Linked DNA regions of Homo sapiens: region 2 is linked to region 1. Evidence: read pairs that join two places in POLR2A ChIA-PET (ENCODE). Cell type or tissue: A673. All regions are shown on one strand. Links, peaks and the distances in the headings refer to the core of each region. The heading gives the core; the rest is flanking DNA. Region 1 has its middle 310 kb from the start of REG3G. Region 2 overlaps LOC101927967 (a long non-coding RNA gene).

Region 1 (4,415 bases), core at 289-4,288:
CCCTTTCTGAGAATGCTATTGAAGCATGTGTTTCCGTAGGATGGCAGACTGAATCGAGATAAAGGAAGACATGGGATTTAAGAACATAATATCCTGCCCGAAGAAGTGCTGGGTAGTCCGGGGATAATCACCCTCCACTAGTTCTGGAAAGCAGCCAGTCTACATTATAGGAGGTGAATAGATGCCTGTCGGAGGATGCTGTATGTCAAAATGGTAAAAAGGAGATTACAGATTATATGCTTGAACATCTAGAGCAAAAAATACTACCAAGATTTTGTTAGATTTGCCAACATAAAATAACTGAAAAGCTCTGAATAATTTAAAGAGAGTTGTATTCAAGCACAAAGTGTGAGGGCAGCCATCTGGGGAACAGAGCCATACCAAAGAATGGTGATCAGTGTTCCCAGTGTGGGCAAAAATGGGGATGATTTATACAGGCAAAATGGAGGTGCTGAACCTTGGAAAATTGCATTTTCCACTCAAAGGCTAATATTCAAATACAAGCTTTGATTACCTACTATTGATTACACTCTAAGGGGGTTGCTCAGTATTCTCTTCTAAAGAGGTAATAGTTACAAGGTTCTCTATCTCCATGTGATTTAGTCCAGTTTTGAGTAAAGAATAGGGAGTCTGCTTAATATAAAACATCTCAACACAAAGATTAGGAAGCAATGGTCATGCACCAGAGAAGAAAACCGGTTGTGTTGTAGGAGTCAACTTCCAGGGCTTAACTTCTCCCTTTGGCATAATAAATTTGGAAGGTCCTGAAACTTTATTTTCTTTTTACAGGTTGAATGAAATCTTTGGACTTAATTAAAAGTAGATACATAGAAAGCTAAGCAAATGTTATTTAAAAAGTAGAAATAATCAACTCCAAAAGTAAATTTTAAAAAGATAGAAAAAACTCCACAGAATAATGGTCTACTACCTTGTACAGTAGTGTATATTACTTAAATGTAAATACTACTGGCTTAAGCCAAAATATGCATATTTACAGAATATGGGAATGTATCTGTTCAAGTTCAGCCAGAGAAATAGAACAAGGAGGAGATATGTAAACAGTCATGGGAGTATCCATGGGGGATTGGTTCCAGGACCTCCTTGGGATACCAAAATCTGTGAATGCTCCAGTCCCTGATATAAAATGGTGTAGTGTTTGTGTATAACCTATGCACATCCTCCCATATACTTTAAATTATTTCTAGATTACTTGTAATATTAGGTACAATGTAAATGCTGTGTTAATAGTTGTTACAGTGTATCGTTTAAGGAATAACAACAAGAAACAAAAAGTCTGTAGGTGTTCAGTACAGACGCAATTTTTTTCCCAAATATTTTTTATCTAATGGTTGCTTGAATCCACAGATGTAGGACCCATGAATATGGAGAGCTGAGTGTGTGTGTGTGTGTGTGTGTGTGTGTGTGTGTATTTATGTGTATGTAGATTGATATAGAAATATCTGCATATATATGCATATGTGTGTATGTATATATATGCATATACATATACATATGCAAATATATGCATATACATACATACACACATATATATGTAATGCAATTTATTTAAAAGAATTGGCATATACCATGTGAAGACTGGCAAGGCAAGTTTGAAATCTGTTGGGTGACCCATCAGGAAGGACAGGCTAGAATTCTCAAATACTAACTGGAGTTTCTGTTCTCAGGTAGCATTTACTCTCCAGAAAAACCACAGCTCTGCTCTTAGGGCCTTCAACTGATTTGAGTCAGACCTACCTGAATTCTCTAAGAGTCTTTTTTTTAAAGTCACTGATTACGGGCTTTAATTACGACTACAGAATAACAGCAATGGCTAGATTGATGTTTGATTGAAAAATGGGCGACTGTAGCCTAGCCAAGTTGACATATAAAACGGTCCATCATAAGGGTGTAAGTATTCAACTGCACTAAGAACTCAATAGGTAATGACAGAAATGATTAAGAAATACATGAATAAGTATATGCAATGCTTACTCTAATCAACAAACAGTGTGGGTCTTGGATTCTAATAGACAATCAAACTCACTGGCTATGATGGATTTATTGGTTTAAGGAAACTCAGATGGGCAACAGCACAACATGAAGCACAACATCATGGAAGAAGACTCTAGATTCTCAGGCTCACCCACCAACCATGCCAAAGCCAGCCCATCCATGGGAAGTATGTGGCCATGAGAGATGGGGTGGAGTGTGAGAAAACTACATCATCTCTGGGAAGCCAGTGGTTTTGGAGTTTCATCAAAATTTGTCTGTTTTGACTAAACACATTGTAATTTCTTATTCAAGACTGTATTTGTTGCTGCAGCCAACCATAGGATGATGAATTACTTAAGATTAAACAGAGTCTTAAATATGCCTAGCTTTGTATTTAATATTAGGAGAAGATTTATCCCTGGTAAATAAAATTTTCATTTTCTTTTTTAAAAACAGAATTATTTAGATACAATCAACATAAAATAAAATGTACATTTTAAAAAACAATCAATGTCGACTTATGTGTACACCAGAAAAAACATCACCACAACCAAGATAACATATTTACCACCCCTCAGATATTCTTCAAATCCTTAGTAATCCCCAGACAACTACTGACCTGCTTTCTGTCATTGAAGATTCATTTGCATTTACTTGAATTTTATATTAATGAAATCATGCAGGGGTCATTTTCCTTCCTTCCTTCCTTCCTTCCTTCCTTCCTTCCTTCCTTCCTTCCTTCCTTCCTTCCTTCCTTCCTTTCTTCCTTCCTTTCTTTTTCTTTTTTGATATAGAGTCTCACTATGTCACCCAGGCTGGAGCACAGTGGCACAATCTCAGCTCACTGCAACCTCTGTCTCCCAGATTCAAGCAATTCTCCTGCCTCAGCCTCCTGAGTAGCTGGGATTACAGGCGCCCGCCACCATGCTCAGCTAATTTTTGTATTTTTAGTAGAGATGGCGTTTCACCATGTTGGTTACACTGGTCTTGAACTCCTGACCTCATGATCCACCCACCTCTGCCTCCCAAAGTGCTGGGTTTACAGGCATGAGCCACCACGCCTGGCATGAGCCACCACCTCGCCTGGCCATAAGCCACCACGCCCAGCCTGTTTTCTTTCATTTAGCAAAAATATTTTGAGATTCATCTATGTTGTTGCAGGTGTCCATAGTATTCTTTTCTATTGCTGCCTAGTATTCCACAGTGTGAATATATAAGTTAGTTTTTCCATTGACTTGTTAGTGGATTTCCACTTTGGGGCTATTATAAATAGATCTGTTGTGAACATTTATGTATAAGTTTTGTTTGAACAGTTTCTTTTATTTAATAAGATATGTGGGTGTGGGATGGCTGGGTCATATGGTGGGAGAATATTGTTCCACATTCCTACCAACACTTGATATAATCTGTCTTTTTAAATTTTAGACATTTTAATAGGTATGTAATGGAATCTAATGGTTTTAATTTGTATTTCCCTAATGAAAAATAATGTTGAGTACCTTTTCAGGAGCTTATCTGCAATCCATAGATCTTCTTTGATAAAGTATCTGTTAAATGTTTTGCCCATTTTTAAATGGTTCCTCATTTATTTTATTTTATTTTTATTGAGATTTGAGAGTGGTTTCTTTATTGATGGAGCTTTGGTATTGTATCTGAGGAATCTTTGACTAACCCAAGTATATAAAGATTTTCTTCTACATTTTTTCCATCAAGTTTTATGGTTTTAGGTTTTACATTTGGGTCTATGATCCACTTTGAATTAATTTTTATGCAACATGACATATGGATTGAAGTTTTTTATTGTTTATTTTTTGCCTATGAATGTCTCTGTTCCAGCACCATTGATTGAAAAGATAGTCCATTCTCCACTGAATTTCCCTTGAATATTTAATTAAGTTGAATTTATTTTCACATATGTATCTATTTCTGTTCCACAAATGCAGTTGTGTAGCTAGGATTTAATAACACCTGATTCTGTTTAACATACCTGTTAAATTAATCATTAAATGAGGTAGCATAAATCCTTCAACTTTTCTCTTTTTCAAAGTTGTTTTCACTATTATACATTAAAAATAATTTAATATAAATGTTAGAATCAGCTTCATAATTGCTACAAAATGAGGACAACTGTTGCATGAAATTCATAGATCAAATTGGGGACACTTAACAATATTGATTATTATGCCAGCAAAGCTTTGTCTTGTTTTGTAATTCATATTACAAATCAAATAGCATGGACAAAGCACCATTTTACTGAGTGACTCTAAAGAAAAACAAATTTCTATTTTATACTGTTAATTGCCACTATTCTGGTAAGATATTTATCTTTGTTGCATATTTATGCTAATGAGTTTCTTTGACTTTATGATGAAATACACAAAACATATATATTTGAGAAATTTTATGTATTTTAATTTGCTTCA
Region 2 (4,415 bases), core at 344-4,343, 650 kb after region 1:
TGTTAAAAGACGGGACAAGAGGAGGGGAAAGGCAAATTGGAGAAAAAAGAAATGAAAAAATTCCATCCCTTGTTGTAAACTGACAGTCTTTCAGATCTAGGAAACAAATCAAAGGTTACAATATGCAGTATAAAATGATAACTAACCTAAAGCTAAATGAATCAGAAAGAGATAAAGCAAAATGTGCACAAAATAAGTAGGAGTTAAAATACAAATTTGATATTTAAAAAGTTACTGTATGAGAAGAAAAATAAAATATTACCAATATGGTCATTTAAAGAGTGGAACATTTCTAATAAAAATATGCATCATGAATGTTCATAACACAAATATGAACAAAGACATCAATAGGTACTGACAAGGATTCTTTTCCAAATGTTATTTATCCTACTGAACATTTATTTGACTCAGCCCCCCGCTAAGTCAATCTAACAAGAACCTCTCGTTCTCCTTATCTGATCGTCCTCAATACCTAATCAGGTTCTCATCCTTGACCACCCCCAAATGATGTCTGATTAGCCTATCTTCAGCAATAATCCTGTTAGGTGGAATTAGCCAGATTTCCCCTCTCCCTGAGGTTTCCTCTTAGTAATTTACCATCCACACTGACCTCTATCATGTTACTTGCCTACAAATTTTCAATTCCTATGCTGTTTTTAGAACTGAGGCAAATTCTGTGCTAAAATATCTTTTTCCATATTGCAATACTCCTGAATAAAATCAGTTTTTACCACTTTAACTGCTGTCCATCTTTCTAATTTTTCTTTGATAGTATGTACCCACATGCTTTGTAAATGCTACATTTTATTGTATGGTTTTACTGTGATTTATTTACCCACTTTTTTGTATGTTTGACATTTTGGAGATATCTAGTTTTTATTAGTATAAAAACATAATATACTTGGCTGGGTCATTATGATATATTACCAATATATACTTAATAAGGTATATGCATATGTGTGTGTGTACATCTATATGTAAGATGTACACACACACATCTATAATATAAAAACATAATATACTTGGCTGGGTCTTTATGACATATTACCAATATATACTTAATAAGGTATATCCATATGTGTGTGTACATCTCTATGTATAGACGTACACACACAAATCTATAATATAAAATGTATTATACATTATATAGATGAAATATTCCAGCAGATATTTTAAAACTCCATAAACTTATTTATAATTATTATGAGCACATAATAGTTGTATATATAGGGTACATGTAATGTTTTCATAAAGGCATACAATGCATAATAATCAAATAAGGGTAATTAAGGTATCCATCACCTCAAGTCTTTATCACTTCTTTGTGTGAGCAACATTCCAATTCCACACTTAGAGTTATTGTAAAATATTCAATAAATGACTGTTAACTATAGTCACCCTATAGTACTACTGAATACTAGATTTTCTTCATTCTACTAACTATATTTTTGCACCCACTAGCCATCCACAATTTATCCATTCCTCCTCATTACACTTCCCCTCCTCTGGCAAACATTATTTCACATTCGATCTCCATGAGTTAAATTTTCTTTATTAGCTCTCACATGCAATTGACACTATGTGATATTTGTCTTTCTGTGCCTGGCTTATTTCAAACAACATAATGTTTTCCAGCCCATCTATGTTCTTGCAAATGACAGGATTTTATTCTTTTTTTATGGATGAATAATATTCTATTGTTCATACACACAGACACAGACACAGACACACACACACACACACACACATACTTCTTTTTCATCCAATAATCCACTGATGAACACATGGGTTGCTTCCATATTTTGACTACTGTGAATAGTGCTGCAAGAAACATGGGAGTGCAGATAACTCTGATATAATGGTTTTCTTTCTTCTGAATATACACTCAGCAGTGGGATCGATGGATTACATGGTAGTTCTATTTTTAGTTTTTTGAGGAATTTTATAAGGTTATTCATAGTGGCTATACTGATTTACTTTTCCACCAACAGTGTATAAGCGTTCTCCTTTCTCCAAATCCTTATCAGCATTCGTTATTGCATCTCTTTTGGATAAGAGTCGTTTTAACTGGGGTGATATATCTCATTGTGGTTTTGGATTGCATTTTCTGATAATTAATAACATTGAGCAATTTGTAATGTACCTAAGGGTCATTTGTATGTACTCTTTTGAGAAATGTTTATTCAGAGCTTTTGTCTACTTTTCAATCAGATTATCAGTTTTGTTTCTGTTGAGATACTGCGCTCCTTATATATTTTGGTTATTAATCTCTTGTTAAATGGGTTCTTTGCAAATATTCTTAATACATTCACCCACTCTTTGTCTTTGGATTGGGTAATTTAGTTCATTTACTTTCAATGTTATTATTGATAGGTAAGGTCTTACTTCTGCCATTTTGTAATTTGTTTCCTAGTTGTTTCATTGGCCCTTCCTTCCTTCCTTCCTTCCTTCCTTCCTTCCTTCCTTCCTTCCTTCCTTCCCTCCTTCCTTCCTTCCCTCCCTCCTTCCTTCCTTCCTTCCTGTCTTTTGTATAAAAGTGATTTTCTCTTGTACTATATTTTACTTTCTTGCTTTTTGTTTTTTGTGTATTGGTTATAGGTTTTTTGGTTTGTGGCTACCATGAGGCTTGCAAATAACATACTATAGCCAATTATTTTAAACTGATGACAACTCAACTTTTATTATAAGAAAAGAGAAAAGCAAAAAAAGAAAACCTAAGAAACTCTACATTTTAACCTCATTCTCCCCTGCTTTCTGACTTTTTGCTTTCTCTATTTAATTATTTATATGGCCTATCTCCTAAAAATTGTTGGAGTTTTTTTTTCATAGGTTTGTCTTTTTGTCTTCCTACTAATGATATGAGTGGTTTACACCACCACTATTATAGTGTTATTCTATATTTGTCTGTGTACTTACTATTACCACTGAATTTTATACTTTCAAATGATTTCTTGTTGTTAGCATCCTTTTTTTTTTTTTTTTTGGATTGTAGAACTCCCTTTAGCAGTTTTTGTAAGACAAATCTAGTGTTGATGAAATCCCTCAGCTTCTTTTTTTCTGGGAAAGTCTTTATTTCTGTCATAACTGTAGAATAATTTTGCTGTCATAATATTCTAGGTTGGACTTTTATTTTCCTTCAGCACTTTCAATATGTCATTGCACTCTCTTCTCTTGCTGCTTTTAGAGTCCTTTCTTTATCCACGACCTTTGAGAGTTTGATTATTACATGCCTTGAGGTAGTCTTATTTGGGTTGCATCTGCTTGGTGTTTTATGGCCTTCTTTTACCTGGATATTTATATCTTTCTGTAGGTGTTAAAAGTTCTCTATTATTATTTCTTTGATTAAAATGTTTACCCTGATCTATTTTTTATTATTTATTCTCCTCTGATTGTGTATTTTCATATAGTCTGTCTTCAAGCTGACTCATTTTTTCTTCTGCTTTGTCAGTTCTGCTGTTGAGAGACTCTGATGCAATTTTCAGCTTTTCAATTGGATATTTTAGCTCCGGAATTTGTGCTTACTTCTTAAAAATTTTTTCAATCTATTTGTTAAATTTCTCTGACAGAACTCTGCATTCCTTCTCTGTGTTATCTTCAAGTTTGCTGAGCTTTCTTAAGACAGCTATATTGAATTATCTGTCTCAATAGTCACATATCTCCAACACTCTGAGATTTGTGACTGGTGCTGATTTAGTTTTCTCAGCGATGTCATGATTTTCTGAATGTTCTTGATACTTGAGGATGTTTGCTGATGCCTAGGCATCGAAGAGTTAGGTATTTCAGTATTGACTTGTTTGTAGCCATCCTTCTTGAGAAAGCTTTCTAAGTATTCAAAGGGAATTGAGTGTTATGCTCTAAGCCTGTAGTCGCTGCAACCATATTGGCATTGGGGGCACACCAAGCCCAGTAATGCTGCAACTCTTGCTGACTCCTGGGGGTGCCACCTTGGTGGACTCGGGTAAGATAAGTGAGAATTCCCATAGTAACCAGGCAAAGTGTCTCACGCCTTTCCTCTTTTTTTCCGTAACTGAAGGAGTTTCTATGCACTGTGCTGCCTGGAATTAGAGAAGAGGTTATGTTAGCATTCCCACGGATGCTGTAGCTGGCACTGCACTGGGTCATACCTGAAGCCAGCACAGTACTGGGTCTTGCCCAAGGCCCATGGCAACTACTGCCTGACTATCGCTGATGTTTATTCAAAGCCAAGGGGCTTTTTTATATGTGGTGGTGAATTCTGCCAGGTCTACATTCTTTCTTTAAAGGCAATTGATTTTCTTCTGGCCTGGGGTGCATCTGGAAATGCCATCCAGAAGCTAAGGCCTGAAATTGGAGGCTTCAGGAATCTGCTTCATGCCTTATTTTACTTTGGCTGAGCTAGTACACAAGTTGCAATACTAAGTTCCCTGTACTCTTTC

What was found. Peaks named below come from ENCODE experiments on the same cell type or tissue, not always from the same donor. Only the 100,000 strongest peaks of a DNase experiment are listed, where the experiment ranks them.
Region 2: POLR2A ChIA-PET joins it to region 1 with 12 read pairs; 1 of 35 experiments calls an interaction of 5 or more read pairs at or near these places.

The regions. Positions count from the first base shown.
Region 1 is chr2:78,709,031-78,713,445 of GRCh38, reverse strand. No RefSeq gene overlaps it. Among named protein-coding and RNA genes, the nearest start is that of REG3G, 310 kb to the left of the region's middle. In A673, for the core only: no CTCF peak of the experiment used is centred there; DNase peaks (open chromatin) are centred at 2,245 and 2,615; H3K27ac peaks cover 3,215 bases.
Region 2 is chr2:78,061,658-78,066,072 of GRCh38, reverse strand. The region is part of intron 1 of LOC101927967 (a long non-coding RNA gene); the gene reads left to right. Among named protein-coding and RNA genes, the nearest start is that of SNAR-H, 110 kb to the right of the region's middle. In A673, for the core only: no CTCF peak of the experiment used is centred there; DNase peaks (open chromatin) are centred at 512, 2,352 and 2,592; H3K27ac peaks cover 3,934 bases.